Linked DNA regions of Homo sapiens: region 1 is linked to region 2. A link is an interaction called in ENCODE POLR2A ChIA-PET data of the cell type or tissue named here. Cell type or tissue: A673. All regions are shown on one strand. Each heading gives the region's core, and the rest is flanking DNA. Links, peaks and the distances in the headings are about the cores only. Region 1 overlaps CLEC19A (C-type lectin domain containing 19A). Region 2 holds the start of LOC124903657 (a long non-coding RNA gene).

Region 1 (8,333 bases), core at 49-8,048, 180 kb before region 2:
GCAGTGGCATGATCACAGCTCACTGTAGCCTCAACCTCCTGGGGTAAAGCAATCCTCCCACCTCAGCCTCTAGAGTAGCTGGGACTACAGGTGTATGCCATCACACCTGGCTAATTTTTTTTTCTTTTTAGAGGTGGGGTGTTACTATATTGCTTAGAATGATCTCGTACTCCTGGGTTCAAGTGACCCTCCTATGTTGGCCTCCCAAAGTGTTGGGAGTACAGGCATGAGCCACCATGTCTGGGTGCATTAAGCATTCTTGAGGAGTCTCTGACCCAGTTCCTCTCCAGTGTAGTACTGGGGAGGGCAGAATTTTTAACAGCATAGCCAGCATTCTGCTGGGAAGTGAGAAGCCAGTGCATCTTTCTTATGGGCACTCCAATCTCTACAAGCAATTTCCTAAAGCTCTGCTCACTTGACACTGTAGATGGAGAGAAAGCAACCCCTCCTACTTTCAAAGGAAGAAAAGGTAAAAACCCTTTCAACTGTGGGCGCTATGCTCCCCACAAGGCCAACGATCTCAGTGTTTGTCTTTCTCTACTCATGTGGTCGATTGTAGTAAGGCCAGGTCTGCAAACCATTATATAAGCTCTAAGGGTAGTTGAATGGTCCCATGTGTTCATTGCTCTCTTCAGAATGAGAGGTAATTAGTACCTGTTGCTTTCAGTTGTAGGTCCCAGGACCAATTCTGAAGCAATAGGAAAGTCCCATTTTAACATCCTTTTCAGAAGAATATTCCTGCAAAAATCTGAGAAGCGGCACAATTTACCAAATGCCAATTGATTTTTTTGTGTGCATTTTAATCTCTCTGTGCTTCCTTGTTGGTACTGGAGGGCCCAGATTTTCAGGTTCCCCCCAACCCCAGTCCATACCAAAGCAGAAACAAGGCTCACAGAATTGGAAATGGAACTGAGGCCTCCTGCCTCTCTGTCCAATGTTCTTTCTGCTAATAAATATCTATTGCTTTTCCTGCCCGGCATGCATTCTTTCTTCTGGTAACATTTTTAAAAATTGAGGTAAACGTCATGTAATGGGCCAGGCATAGTGGCTCACGCCTGTAGTCCTAGCACTTTGCGAGGCTGAGGCAGGCAGATCACTTGAGCTCAGGAGTTTGACACCAGCTTGGGCAACATGGGGAAACCCTGTCTCTATGAAAAAAAAAAAAAAAAAAAAAAACCTAGTTGGGAGAGGTGGTGCGCTCTTGTAGTCCCAGCTACTTGGGAGGCTGAGGCAGGAGGATCACTTGAGCTTGAGAGGTCGAGGCTGCAGTGATAGGTGATTGCATCACTGCACTCTAGACTGGGCAACAGAGTGAGACCCTGTCTCCAAAAAATAAAAATAAAAATTCATATAATGTAAAATTTATCATTTTAACTATTATTTTAAAATGTACAGTTCAGTGGCTTCTTGTACATTTACAATATTGTGCAGCCATTACCACTATCTAATTGCAGATAATTTTTGTCACCTCACAAAGTAATCCCATACCTATTAGCACTCACTTTCTATTCCCCCTCCACACATCCCCTGGCAACCACTAATCCACTTTCCATCTCTATAGACTTGCCTATTCTGGATATTTCATATATATGGAATCATACAACATGTGGTCTTTTGTGACTGGAAGCATAATGTTTTTCAGGTTCATTCAGGTTGTAGTATCTATCGTTACTTCATTCCTTTTTATGCTTGAATAATATTCCACCCTATGAATAGACCACATTTGTTTAGTCATTCATCTGTTGGTGAGCACTTGGGTTGTCTTCATTTTTTTTGTGGTTTTTATCAATAATGCTGCTGTGATCACATTTTTTTGTTTTTGTTTTTTGAGACAGGGTCTTGCTCTGTCACCCAGGCTGGAGTGCAGAAGCACAATCATGGTCCATTGCAGCCTTGATATCCTGGGCTCAAGTGATCCTCCCATCTCAGCCTCCCAAACAGCTGGGACTACAGATGTGCATCACCATGCTTGGCTAATTAAAAAATTTTTCTTATGGAGATGGGGTCTTACTATGTTGCCCAGGCTGATCTTCAACTCCTGGGCTCAAGTGATCCTCTCTCCTCAGCTTCCCAAAGTGCTGGGATTACAGGCATGAGCCACTACACCTGGCCGACCACTTATATTTAAATACCTGTTTCCGATTCTCTTAGGTCGAGATCTAGGAGTGGAATTGCTGGCTTAGATGTAATTCTATGTTTAACTTTTTGAGGAACTGCCAAACTTTTCCACAGTGGCTTCACTATTTTACATTCCCACCAGCAATTTATGAGTTTGGTAATCTTTTTGTTTTCCTTTGAAGAACCAGCCTCATCTTTGAGCCCATGTGTTGACGGGAATATTTAAGATGTATTCTTGGCTAGGCGCAGTGGCTCATGCCTGTAATCCCAGTACTTTGGGAGGCTGAGGTGGGTGGATCCCTTGAGCCCAGGAGTTCGAAACCAGCTTGGATGACATGATGAAACCTCGTCTCTATTTAAAAAAAAAAATACAAAAGTTAGCTAGATGTGGTGGCATGCGCCTGTAGCGTCCTGTAGTCCCACCTACTCTGGGGACTGGAGGTGGAAGGATCACCTGAGCCCAGGAGGTTGAGGCTGCAGTGAGCTGTGATTGCATCATTGCACTTCAGCCTGGGCAACAGAGTGAGACTCTGTCTCAAAAAAAAAAATTACTCTCGTAGCAAATTTCAGGAATACAATACATTATTATTAACTATAGTCATCACGCTGTACATTAAGCCTCCCAAACTTATTAATCTTATTTCCAAAAGTTTGTATGCTTTGACCAACACCCCCCCGCATTTTCCCCCACTCCCAGCGCCTCTGATAATGTGACTTCCACCCCATTTTGTCCAAAGATGTACAGCTAAGCAGGAGCTAGCCACTTAGCATATGCCAAAGTGATTGCTTCAGGGATGGGCACGTGACCCGAGCCAGGCCAGTGAGATTCAACTCTGAATCAGAACAACCCCTGGATTTTTGTTACTTGGGTCAATTTAAAAAAAAAAACACTTTAAAAAATTAAGCCAATTTGAGCTGGCTTTCCTGACACTTGGCCAAGTGACCACCCTGTATAATTAAGATCTGCTTGTTTAAAATCTCTGTCCAAGAGATTTACTTCCTATGTATGTTTTACATGTATTCAATGTCAATTCTACACTGGTTACAGCTACAAGATGATACTAGAGTTGAGCTCACACCAGTAGGACAAGACAGGATCAATGAATGGTCAGAGATGGGATTTTGCAGACAAAGGGGAACTTCCGGCTGCAGGTGTTATCATTCCATGACCTCAGAGCTGTGATGGAAAGAAGCAGAGAATCTGGGTGAAAATCCATCCGCCAAGATAAAAGTAACCCCACCACTCCTCTGAAGTAAAAGCCATCTCCAATAGGCCTTGTGTCTATGCTGGCAGCCCTTTCTTGCTGATACTTGACAAGCCTGCTGTCCAGCCTTACTCTTGCATAAAGCTGATTCTGGCTTGTCACCTTGGATGGGAGGATGAACTTCAGCCAGAGGCTTGGCCCAACTCTGGCTACCCAGGGCTCCAGGAGGGCTCCCAGGAAAATAAGCTGTTCTCTACCTCCCTCCCCTAATTAGGAAAAGAAAAAAGAGCAAAGAGGGAATAACAATTAAGTGTCTGGGTCTGGAGTTCTGTAGATCTAGATTTGAAACCCAGCTCCACTACTTAGCTTGCTGTGTGACCTTGAACAAGTTGCTGAACTTCTCTGAGCCTCGTTTTCCTCATCAGCAAAGTGGGAATATTGTTTCTATTTCTTAACATTGGTGTGAAAGTGATGATTCATGATGATGCTGGTGATTGCTAATACTGAATACTGAGCATGGCAGCTATTCTATGAGCACTATCTTCTTTTTTTATTCACATTAACCTGTGAGTTAAGTATCATTAGCCACATTTTGAAGACAAAGAATCTGAGGCACCAAGAGGTTAAGGCATTCTCTTTGGGCTACACATTAAGGATGGAGCGGGGGTTCACACAAGGGCAGTCAACTCCCGAGTCCATGCTCTTGCCACGGTGCTATATCAACTGTGCCTCCTTTAATCCTCACAGCAGTCTTGTAGGTAGGACAAATTATTAAGCCCATTTTATAGAAGAAGAAACAGAATCTCAGAGAGGATAAGTAATTCTCTGCAATGACACAGAACTAGAAAGAAACAGGGCCAGAATTTGAATTCAAGTCTATACTCTTCTCACTACCCACACCCTCATGCCACCACACATGTGGCTTGCTTCAGGAGCATGAGTCTGTGGAAGGGGCTTGCACTTTGATGTGTTGTTGAGTTGACATGGAAGCATCACCCCTTGACTACTCTCTATACAAGTCTTTATTCCCCCCATGCTTCTATTTATAACATCTTTTCATTCAAGTTGGAGTTTATGTGTCAACCAAACCCCATTTAATGTTGTTTAAAGCATATCCATTGTGGCGAATGGCCATGCCCCCGACACCCTAGTGACCTCCACCGCTCTCCAAGGTGCTGAACAATTTGCCAGTCTCAGGCCATCAGGTGCTCCTCTTCCCCCAAGGCCCTTCTCCGCTCTCCCCACCTGTGACACCTCCTGGGCTCCCCTGCAAGAGCCTTGGTCTCAGGGGTACCCACCACTGGTAGGCCTGTACCATATCTGCACGCAGTCCTCTTCTTCTGGGTCCGCGTGGACGCCATCATCTGGCTGGCTGCCATCCCAGTAGCTGTAGTCATAGGATGAGCCATCAGTCCATTCAAACTGCCCTTCCTGGGAGGGTTCCACCCAAAGAGACAAAGAAGCAAGCCAAGAAGAAGATCAGGCATTTGAGCCAGGCAGCTCCAGCTCAGACGTCTTAGCAACTTAATTTCTAACACCTCTGCACAGATGTCTTCATTGAGGCTACTGCTATCTGGCACTACTGCTACCAATCTGACTGCTATTATTACTACTATTACTAGCTGCCATTTGTTGAGGGCTTATTATGTGCCATGCCAGGAACTTTACTCATTTTATCCTCACCATTCTGAAAAGCAGGCGTCATCAGCCCCATTTTACAGATAAGAAAACTGAGACTCAGATTGGTCTACCCAAATTCACACAGCAAATAAAGCATTAGTGCTGGGAATCAAACCCAGGTCTATCTGAGTCAAGTACCCAAGACCCCTAACTACTACACTTTGCCAGTGGATGGGAGTCACTTTCCATCTGTTTTCTTTTTGTCTAAATAGTCCGTGTTTTTCTTGCCTAAGGTGGAACTACTCTGTCCAATTGCAAGGAAAGTCCTGTTGGGAATTTGATTGGTGTTGCAATAAATGTGCAAATTAACTGTGGAAAAAACTACATCTTTACAACTTGTCCAGGAACAGGAGCCATTTCTCCATTTATTTAAGTTTTAAGAAAAGTACCCCCAAAGCACTGATAATTATGGAGCCTACGTCATGTAATGGGAATAGCATGCTACTTCTGAGAGAGAGACTAGAGCTTGAGGTCCCATGTTCACCCACTGCCTAGCTCTGCAACCTGGGCAAGTTACTTAACCTCTCTGAGCCCCAGTTTCCACATCTGTGTGGTGGAGTTAATGTGTCCTTTAGAGAGTTGTTGTGAGGGTTGAAAAAATTAAAGCATGTGAAGGACTTAGTACAATGCCTGACACATGGTGCCCAGCTCTGAAAAGAAGAAAAGGCATTTTCTTGTATTTATTATTATTATTATTATTAGGTCTTTCAATACAAGTTTCTTTAACTCTGATTTAATGTAATTATAATCCAATTTTAGAGTTGCTATTATAAATGGACATTTTAGTGTTTTTAAAATTATAACTTCTCTATGTGTTCTTGCCAGTTGAAGTCTATTGATTTAAAAAATCACCAGGCATGGTGGCTCATGCCTGTAATCCCAGCACTTTGTGAGGCTGAGGTGGGAGGATCACTTGGAGCCAGAAGTTAGAGACAATCCTGGGCAACATAGTGGGACCCTGTCTCTACCAAAAAATTAAAAAACAATCCAGGTGTGGTGGTGCCTGCCTATAGTACTAGCTACTATGGAGCCTAGGTTGGGAGGATTGCTTGAACCCAGGAGTTCAAGGTTGCGGTGAGCTGTGATTGCACCACTGCTCTCCAGCCTGAGCAACAGAGCAAGACCCTGTCTCAAGGAAAAAAAAAAAAAAATAGGCCGGGCGAGGTGGCTCAAGCCTGTAATCCCAAAACTTTGGGAGGCTGAGGCGGGCGGATCACGAGGTCAGGACATCAAGACCATCCTGGCTAACATGGTGAAACCCAGTCTCTACTAAAACTACAAAAAATTAGCCGGGCATGGTGGCGGCTTCCTGTAATCCCAGCTACTTGGGAGGCTGAGGCGGGAGAATGGCATGAACCCAGGAGGTGGAGGTTGCAGCGAGCCAAGATTGCGCCACTGCACTCCAGCCTGGGCGACAGAGCGAGATTCCATCTCAAAAACAAACAAACAAAAAAAAAACAGCAAAAAAACCCAAAAAAACTCAGGTCTGACTACACTGTTACTTCTGCTACTTTAAGAGCAATATTCATCATCCTTAATGAGTTCCTATAATATGCTAAGCACCACGCTAAGCTCTTTACATGCATTAGCTCACTTATTTTTCTTTTCACAAGGCACTGTTATTTTCATCCCCATTTTACAGACACAAAAACTGAGGCTCAGAGAGGTTTTTTAAATTTGCACAAAGTCACCTGCCAGCCAGTAAGTGGCAGAAAAGGAGCTGGCACTGGAACCTTATTCCCTATAGTGCCCTGAGCAAGGCAAGAAGCATACACGCAAAATAGAGACTCAGTATGTGGTTTGCCCAGGAAAAATTTGAGGACAAAAATCTCCAGGTGGAGTTTGCTGTGACATTGCAGAGATCTGGTCCAAGCTATCCTCTTCAGCCTTATTATACACCCACCCCTACCCCACTCTGCGCTCTAATCACAATGGTCTTCCTTAATTAACTTCCTTGAATGTGCCAGGACCTCCTCTTCCTTAGGATGTTGACCCATGCTGTTCCCTCTACCTGGAATATGCTGTCTCTGGCTAACTCCTATTTACCCATTAGACACTAACTTAAATATCTCTTACTAAGGAGGGCTGTGGCAGCCACAGAAGTACATTACCCAGATCGCCTTCAGGAGGACCAGAAGAAAGCAGAGTTGATGATGGACAGCCCCAGGTCTCCTGCCGCCTTGGATTCACTGCCTTGTCTGTGATAAGCACATGCCTCTGCCTCTTTGGAGCTGCCACTGCATTCACAGTGAGACAATGCTTCCTCCAGGCTGTTCCTAGCCAGTGACTCAGCATGTCAGGGGTAATGGTGCTGGTGCAGGATTCTGCCCAGTGCAGGATTCCAGTCTTGGGCATCTTTCCTTGGGGACTCCCCATTGGCCTAGCCAAGACTTTCTCAGCACTGTGCTGTGATCTGAGGCTCTCCCTACCCAGTCCTTCCTCTCTGATCTTCTTTCACGTGTCTTAGACCCTTGGTGTTGTCTGGAGTCCTTCCCTGCCTACTTATGCCTCCTTCCTCTTTTTTGTTCACAAATATTTCCCCTCCAACATCTCTTGCACATCTAATCATGTTTTAGTGTCTTCTTTTTTTTTTTCAAGTTGGAGTCTTGCTCTGTCACCCAGGCTGGAGTGCAGTGGCATGATCTCCACTCACTGCAACCTCTGCCTCCCGGGTTCAAGCAATTCTCCTGCCTCAGCCTCCTGAGTAGCTAGGATTACAGGAGCCCACAACAGCGCCCAGCTAATTTTTGTATTTTTAGTAGAGACGAGGTTTCACCATGCTGGCCAGGCTGGTCTTGAACTCCTGACCTCGTGATCCACCAGCCTCAGCCTCCCAAAGTGCTGGGATTACAGGCATGAGCCTCCACACCCGGCCTAGTGTCTTTTTTTTTTTTTTTTTAAGAGAACCCAAGCCAAACAGGTTTTCTCTGACCATGCTATCTGTTCCCATCATTTAGTAGGACATCATTAAATGTCTTTCACAAATTGGTCATGCTGTAACTGTGACATCTTGGTGTCTGATTTCTCTCTATATGCTGTGTGCATAGCCGTGACCTGGCACTGATGTGAAAAGCTTATTAAATCAAAATAGAATCCTGGCTGGAGCTTCCAAGGGGGCCCAATGGCCACTGCTTTCTCACCTGTCTGTGATCATGAAGGCCTGTCCAGACGTCAGCTGGGATGCCGGGAACACAGCTGTTCACGAGGTCATATACAAAGACATTCTCCTCCCAGCTGCGAATTTAAGAATAATAGTAGCTGATTCCTCATGGCCTCTTTTCATAGGATGGAGTCAAAAATTGAAAGCAATCCATATTTACCTTCCTGGAC
Region 2 (8,333 bases), core at 300-8,299:
GGTGAACCAGTCACTTGGCCCTGCCTAACTGCAGGGGACTGGGAGATAGAGGGTTACTCATGCATATTCAGCATCTGGAAGGGGAGAGCTTAGACTCTGGGTGGTCCCACGAGACTGGTTTAGTGAGAGGAAGCCCAAATACACTTTTAAGCCTTGCAAAGTGGAGATCCATACTAATTAGACTGCTTTTGAAAACCAGGTATTTATCAGAGAAAAAAGAATCATCACAAGTCCATTGCTTAAAATCTGGAGCAGGGTTTCTAGCCTGCAGTTTTCTGCCATGCAAGATCCTGAAGGCTTCTCTTCTTCAAATGCCACAACCATTTGTCTCCAAGGTTGAAATATGTTTTAATGCTTTCATTTTGATAAGGATCGACAGTTGCCCATCAGAGGCATAGCTGCTAATTTGAGGAGACTAATGATTGAATAAACCATGAAGATAAAAATCATTTGAGAGATTTGGTCCTTAAAAGCATTTAGCCTGAGTCTGGCACGCAGTGGGACTCCTAGGGGTCTTTTTTTTCCCTGGCTTCATTAGAAGGTGTCTTGATAGACTTTATTTTTTTTAAGTGCCAGCCACTACACCTAAAGATGAGTTGGGGAGAGAGATTGAGATAATGTAGGCAAAACCATTGAATATTCATGAAAAGAGCCAGCATTTTGTGAAGACAGGCTGTATCTGACATATGTTATCTGCAGGCTACAAGATTAAAAGAAGTGGGGCAGCCAGGCATGGTGGCTCACACCTGTAATCCTAGTACTTTGGGAGGCCGAGATGGAGTATCCCTTGAGGCCAGGAATTTGAGAACATTATGGGCAACCGAGTAAGACCCCCATCTTTAAAAATAAAAATAAAATAAAATAAAAAGCCAGGCGTTGTGGCAGCACCTGGAGTCCCAATTACTCAGGAACCTGAGGCAGGAGGATTGCTTCAGCCCAGGATTTCAGGCTGCAGTGAGCTATGACTGCCCCACTGCACTCCAGCCTGGGCGACAGAGCAAGAAAGAACAGGGCACTCTCCCTCTGAATATTGAGGCGTTTCATTACTGAGAAGTTTCAGGATGACTCTGATGCCTCTTTTTTTGGTTTAACTGTTTCCTTCTCCTTGGGGTTGGGGAAAAGGGGAACTGCCAAATGGATGAAGCCCCATTGCCCACTTAGCAATTATATTTTGCCTTGTGTCTCTCAGCTGAAGAGCTCTCTCCTAGGATTTGGTCCCCCAGCACCACCATCACCACCCTTAACCTTTCTGTCTCAGCCACGTAGCAAACCTCATGCAAACCAGCTGGTGCTTCCACAACATCTAGTGGAGAGATTGCAGGTACTCTACTGAGCACTGCAGGTTCCAGAAGGGCCATCTGACCTAGGTCACTGGTTCACAACCCCAGCTGCACTCTAAAATTGTCCAGGGAGATGTAAACAGCTCCCATGCCTTAGCTGCATCCTCCTAAGTTCTGATCTCTCTGGTCTTAGGTGGGGTCCCAAGCATGAGTATTTTTACAAAGCCCCTTACCCATTGTTATGAAGCCAGGATTGAGAACAACTAGCCTAAGCTTTCTGCCCAGGAACTCAAGCAATGAAAATCAGACTGGGGAGAAAGATGACACACTTTAGAAGTAAGAATGAGATAAGCATGTGGTTGATGCTCTCACTGTATCTCTCTTCTGGGGACGCAACTACAACAAAAAGTCACAACCGCAGACCCATTCACAGTCCTGTGGGAAAGGAAGTTTGGTGGCAGGGAGACATCTGGCAGAGTGCCTAAGAGTGATTCCTTAAGAAATGGACTCACCTTCCTGTGGTTCCAGAAATGCTGGTGCATTCCTAAAAGAACACAGTCGACATTTAGATAACACTTCTCAGTTTCTCCATTTTACTTTTTGACTCTTCCAAGGAACCTATAAGAGGAGAGATTATCTCCTTCATTTTGCAAATGAAGGGATTGATGTCCAGACAGGTTAATTGATTTGCCCAGAAGAATACACCCAGTGACAGGTGGAGCTGAGATGTCAATCCTAACACTTATGGGGCATTTACTAAATCCTAAAACTTAACGCAAGTACGCAAGTATTAACTGAATAATTACAGAATGGTAAATTCTCTAATTACTTCTCACTTCTTTGACAGAGTCTTCAGCTGTGTGTTTGTGGTATTTCTCTGGCAGACTTTTTTTTTTCTTCGAGATGGAGTCTCACTCTGTCACACAGGCTAGAGTGCAATGGTGCTTATCTCGGTTCACTGCAACCTCTGCCTCCTGGGTTCAAGCAATTCTCCCATCTCAGCCTCCTGAGTAGCTGGGACTACAGGTGCACGCTACCATGCCTGGCTAATTTTTGTATTTTTAGTAGAGATGGGGTTTTGCCAGGTTGGTCAGGCTGGTCTCAAAGTCCTGACCTCAGGTGATCCACCTGCCTCAGCCTCCCAAAGTGCTGGGATTACAGGTGTGAGCTGCCATGCCTGGCCTCTGACAGACTCTTATTTACCCACTATACTCATTCTTTCTTCATCTACTGCTCAGGGCTGCTGTATGCCATGTGCCAGGCTCTCTTTCCCAGCTTCCCTTGCAGCTAAGAATGGTCATGTGACATTATTCTGGCCAATGAGATGTCAGAGGAAGTCTACTGAGTCCCTAATCCAGCAGTCCCCAACTTTTTGGCACCAGGAACCAGTTTCATGGAAGACAATTTTTTCATGGGCTGGGTGTGGGGGGAGGATGGTGTTTGGATGATTCAAGTACATGACATTTATTGTGCACTTTATTTTTCTTTTTATTATTGTAATACATAATGAAATAATTATACAACTTGTCATAATGTAGAATCAGTGGGAGCCCTGAGCTTGTTTTCTTGCAAGCAAAATCCTGTCTTGACCAAAAAAAAATACAAATTGAAAAAGTTAGCAATGCATGGTGGTGCATGCCTGTAGTCCTAGCTACTTGGGAAGCTAAGGTGGGAGGATCTTTTGAGCCCATGAGTTTGAATCTGCAGTGAGCTATAATGGTGACACTGTACTCCAGCCTGGGCAACAGGGCAAGACCCCATCTCTAAACAAGCAAACAAACAAACAGAAAAATGAACTGCTTCTATTTACTGCAGTGGCAGCCTTTTTATGCCAGATTTTCCTAGGCATCCATATCAGTTAGTTGTTGCTGAACAATAAACCACCTCTAACTCAGTGGCTTAAAACACGAAGTATCTGTCTATTATTGCTCAGAGTCTATGGGCCAGCCGGGTGGTTCTGCTGATCTGGGCCAGGACCTGCTGATCTTGGCTAGTTCACTTGAGTGTTTCCATCAGTCAGTGGTCAGGTCTATTCGGGCACTGGGGAGGAGGTGAGGAGGCTGGTCTAGGATGTCCTCATTCCCATATCTCCCAGTCGGCTGGCTGGCGGCTCTGGGGACAGGGTTGAAGGAGCCATGTGATCGCTCATCCCCCAGCAGGTGAGCCGTTCACATGGTAGCAGTGGCCTTCTAAGAGAACAATAAGAAATAGACAAGACCTCTTGAGGCCTAGGCCAGGAACTAGCACCATGTCCCTCTGCCACATTCGATTGATCAAAGAAACTTACAGCTGGGCGCGGTGGTTCACGCCTGTAATCCCAGCACTTTTTGAGGCCAAGGTGGACGGATCACCTGAGGTCAGGAGTCGGAGACCAGCCTGGCCAACATGGCAAAACCCTGTCTCTACTAAAAATACAAAAATTAGCCAGGCGTTATGGTAGGCGCCTGTAATCCCAGCTACTCAGGAGGCTGAGGCAGGAGAATCGCTTGAACCTGGAAGAGGTTGCAGTGAGCCGAGATAGTGCCACTACACTCCAGACTGGGCGACAGAGCGAGACTCCATCTCCAATAAATAAATAAATAAATAAATAAATAAATAAACAAACTCACAAAGCCCTTCCAGATGTAAGGGGTAGGCAAAAGGGCAACCCTTCTTGATGGAAAAGATTGCAAAATCACTTTGCAAAGGGCATAGGTGTAAGAAAACTGGAGATCAGAGACTATTGTTGTAACCAGTCTACCATAGTATCCCGAATAAAACCTTTTCATAGTGGAAAATGCCCTGGACATCAAGGAAGGAGATGAACAAAAACTGGGTAGCAGAGAGATGATCGGGGGTGGACGACAGGGAAACAGACCCTGCAGAGGAGAAAGAATGAGCTTGAGCAAAGTGAGCAGAGGAAGAGGTTAGAGACACAGATTATGTGAAAATGCCACTCTAGTTTTAATTATTTGTAGAGATGGGGGTCTCGCTATGTGGTGCAGGCTGGCCTCGAACTCCTGCGTTCAAGTGATCCTCCCACCTCAGCGTCCCGAAGTGCTGGGATTATTAGAATGGCATTTTCAGGCCATTCTAATAATTGCTTCTACACTGACGCGTACTGGGCGCTTAATCTGTGCCAAGCACTTTGCATGCAAAAATCTCACTTAATCCTCAATCACTCCTATGGGCAAGGTTCCATTATTAATCCCATTTTACAGATGAGGGAATCAAGATACAAAGAGGATTAGGTAACTTGTAGAGACACGTAGATAAGAAGTGCAGAACACAAGATTTGAAGACAAGTCTTTTTTGCTTTTGTTGTTGAGATAGAGTCTCACTTTGTTGCCCAGGCTGGAGTGCGGTGGTGTGATCCCAGCTCACTGTAACCTCTGCCTCCTGGGTTCAAGTGATCCTCCTGCTTCAGCCTCCCGAGTAGCTGGGACTATAGGCATGTATCACCACACCTGTTTTTTTTTTCTTTTCTTTTCTTTTCTTTTTGTATTTTTGGTAGAAACGGAGTTTCACCGTATTGCCCAGGCTGGTCTCGAACTCCTGACCTCAAGTGATCTGCCTGCTTTGGCCTCCCAAAGTGCTAGGATTACAGGCATGAGCCACCACGCCCTGCCGACAAGTCTTTGCATTAATGCACGCCACTGTCTGTCTCTAACTTGTCTCTCTGTCCCTACCTCTGGCCCCCTGCCCAGGCCTGGACCACTGCAGCATCCAATTCCTTATAGTCTTGCTCCAGAGCTTGGCTAACTTTTTCTACAAAGGGCCATAAAGTAAATATCTTCAGCTTTGTGAGCCATTTGGCCTCTGTCACAGTTATTCAGCTCTGCCCAGGTAGCACGAAAGCAGCCATAAACAGTATGTTAATGGACGTGGCTGTGTACCAATGACACTATTTACAAAAATAAATACTCAGGTGGTAGTTTGCCAACCCCTGTATAATCCACTCTCCACACTAGCCAGAGTGAGCCAAATTCAAATGTGACCTTGCCACTCCTTGTCTAAAGTGATTCAACAGTGCCCTCTGATCAGTTCAAACTCTCTGTGTGGTCTGCAGCTGCGTGTGTGCGTGTGTGTGTGTGTGTGTGGACTCTGTACCAGTGGCATCACCATTCCCTGGCAGCTTGTTAAAGAGGCCAAATCTCAGGACCTGCCAGTCATGGTGGCTTACGTCTGTATTCCTAGTGCTTTGGGAGGCCAAGGCAGGAGGATGGCTTGAGGCCAGGAGTGTGAGACCAGCCTGGGCAAGAGAACAAGACTCCATCTCTACAAAAAATTTTTTAAGTTAGCTGTGCATTCCTGTAGTCCCAGCTAGTCAGGAGGCTGAGGCAGGAGGATCTCTTGAGCCTGGGAGGTTGAGGTTGCAGTGAGCTATGATCCTGCCATTCCACTCCAGCCTAGGCAACAGAACAAGGCCCTGTCTCAGAAAAATAGATAAATAAAAAAGAAGGCAAGACCTGTTGAATCAGAACTTGGGTTTTTTTGGGGGGTTTTTTTTGGTTTGTTTGTTTTGTTTGTTTTTGCTTTTTTGAGACAGAGTGCCACTCTGTTGCCCAGGCTGGAGTGCAGTGGTACAATCTTAGCTCAGTGCAACCTCCGCCTCCCGAGCTCAAGCAATTCTCGGGCCTCAGCATCCAAAGTAGCTGGGACTATAGGCATGCGCACCACCCCTGGCTAATTTTTGTATTTTTAGTAGAGATGGGGTTTTGTCATGTTGGCCAGGCTGGTCTCAAACTCCTGACTTCAAGTGATCCCCCCGCTGAGGCCTCCAAAAGTGCTGGGATTACAGATGTGAGCTACTGCGCCCAGCTAGAACTTGCGTTCTAACAAGGCTCCCAGGTGATCTGCACACTCCAGCCTGAGAAGCTCTGGCTTCAAACTCCCTCCCACCTCATCCTTTCCATTGAATCCTCCTCCCCTCCTCTCCACCTGCCCCTACTTTCCAGCCAAACTGGAATGTTCTTTCATCTCTGCGTTCAATATATTCTTCTCCAGCCCAACTCCCTTCACCTGGCTAATTCCCACCTATCTTTGGATCTCAACTTAGATGTCACTTCTTCCAAGGAGCTTTCCTGAAAACCCTAAAGTGCACGAGGTACCCTTGTTTGGTTTTGAAAAACTTTCTCCTACCCAGCACCTACCACGCTGTACGGTAATGGGTTCTTTCATTGCCTGTCTGCCTGTCTCTGTGAGCTCATAAGAGAGAAGACATGTCTGTCTTGGCCACTTCTGTGTGTGTGTCCTCAATGCCGTCGGACAGTATTATTTGTTGAAAACCAAGCGAAACACACCCCACCAACATTCCCCTGGGCAAGTGCCCTACACAACTACTGTTTCTTTTCTTTTTTTTTTTTTTTTTTTTTTGAGATGGAGTCTCACTCTGTCGCCAGGCTGGAGTGCAGTGGTGCAATCTCGGCTCACTGCAACCTCTGCCTCCCGGGTTCAAGTGATTCTTCTGCCTCAGCCTCCCAAGTAGCTGGGACTACAGGCACATGCCACCACGTTCAGCTAATTTTTGTATTTTTAGTAGAGACGGGGGTTTCACCATGTTGGTCAGGATGGTCTCGATCTCTTGACCTCGTGATCTGCCCGCCTCAGCCTCCCAAAGTGCTGGGATTACAGGTGTGAGCCACCGTGCCTGACCACAACTACTGTTTCATCATGGCTGCAGGTTTCCCTGGGCTTCTACCTGGCTCTGGGGCTCTGAACAACCCTTAGTCTCCAAGATTCTATCTCCTGCTAAGCCTGGTGGTTTTTCGTATTAGCAAATGTTTACCATTTCGCAAGGGCCTGAGGGCCTAAGAGATTTCTGGACAAAATTCTTGAGCCACAGGCCAAGACGTAAATTGTGTTTGGGTATGTGTGGGGGAGCAGGGGTGGGAGAGTCAGGCAGAGAGGAGAGGTGGGGGCAGAAGGTTCTAGGCCAGGAAGACTTGAAGATTCAGGATTCCAGGGAGCACACCTGTAGCATTGTGAACTAGCATTTTTTTCCCACCTGTATACAGAGCTAATTCTACACAAGAATGATCCCCAGCCTTAATGCATGGGAAAAGTTTCCCATACACCCAGATGCTCAAAGCAGTTGAGGCTTGTGCAAGGAACTACAAGCCAGCACAGGCACAGGCTGCCCTCCGGGAAGACGAAAGCCCTCCCCAGATCTGACATTCAGTCCAGAGGTTTCTACAAGTTCCTTTATTAATAAAGCAAAATAGAAAAGAACAAGGTCCCCAAATGACCCACATGATTCAAAGTGCAAATTTACTCCAACCTGCAAGAGAAAACGAATGGCAGGTCTTGACTGTGGGGGCCATGGAAATTTGGGGTGATTAAATTGCCTTTGAATCATACAATTGTAGCAGCTGAACCATATCTGATTAACTCTTTGGTCTCTGTTATTGGAACAAAACCGACGCTATGCCTGCAGCCGCCAGACTGCAACCAAAAACACAGTTTGGGGTCAGAAGACATTAAAAATCACAATAAAATAGGATGAATGTTCTAAGTCACGCAACTGAATCAAGGCACCTTTTTTTTTCAAAAGCAAAAAGTTGTTTAACAATATTCCAGAATAGTAGATACTTCAAAAACCAGATTACAGTATATATCATTTTGCTGCACATTTTAGTCTATTTTCTGTATACATAGTCACACATTCTTTACCCTCTCCCAACTTATACATGCTTTATCCCCCCAGTCATGTGCTATGTAGGTATAAAAAAATAAAGTTGTATCTAAACAAGTGATTTAAAAAAAAAAAAACTAACGAATGCCACGATGATAACACTGAACTTGTTTCCCTCTTGAAGGACATTGGAAATGTTACCGAGGTTCATTTTCCCCACCACTGAATCATCTTCCTCCATGTAGACAGGGATGAGAAGTCAAAGTCTTCATCAAGGTCAAAAGCCACATGTTACAGAAAAAGTGACTTACTCCATAGAGGTTACATGAGATGCTCTGGAAGCACTTAGGTTAATTCCTTCACAGTGTTTGCTAGGATGTCAATTTTGGTGGAGCTGCTGAGTCAGAAAATGATAGAGGCCGGCCGCGGTGGCTCACTCA

The links. Peaks named below come from ENCODE experiments on the same cell type or tissue, not always from the same donor. Only the 100,000 strongest peaks of a DNase experiment are listed, where the experiment ranks them.
Region 1: POLR2A ChIA-PET joins it to region 2 with 16 read pairs; 2 of 35 experiments call an interaction of 5 or more read pairs at or near these places.

What each region holds. Positions count from the first base shown.
Region 1 is chr16:19,303,966-19,312,298 of GRCh38, reverse strand. It overlaps CLEC19A (C-type lectin domain containing 19A), which reads right to left. Exons shown (of 5, transcript NM_001256720.2): 3 at 8,144-8,237; 4 at 4,622-4,754; 5 at 1,352-3,295. The coding sequence ends at 3,216. Among named protein-coding and RNA genes, the nearest start is that of CLEC19A, 22 kb to the right of the region's middle. In A673, for the core only: no CTCF peak of the experiment used is centred there; no DNase peak of the experiment used is centred there.
Region 2 is chr16:19,120,745-19,129,077 of GRCh38, reverse strand. It overlaps ITPRIPL2 (ITPRIP like 2), which reads right to left. Exons shown (of 1, transcript NM_001034841.4): 1 at 7,449-8,333. LOC124903657 (a long non-coding RNA gene) reads right to left here and starts at 2,232. Exons shown (of 2, transcript XR_007065011.1): 1 at 1,793-2,232. In A673, for the core only: no CTCF peak of the experiment used is centred there; no DNase peak of the experiment used is centred there; H3K27ac peaks cover 279 bases.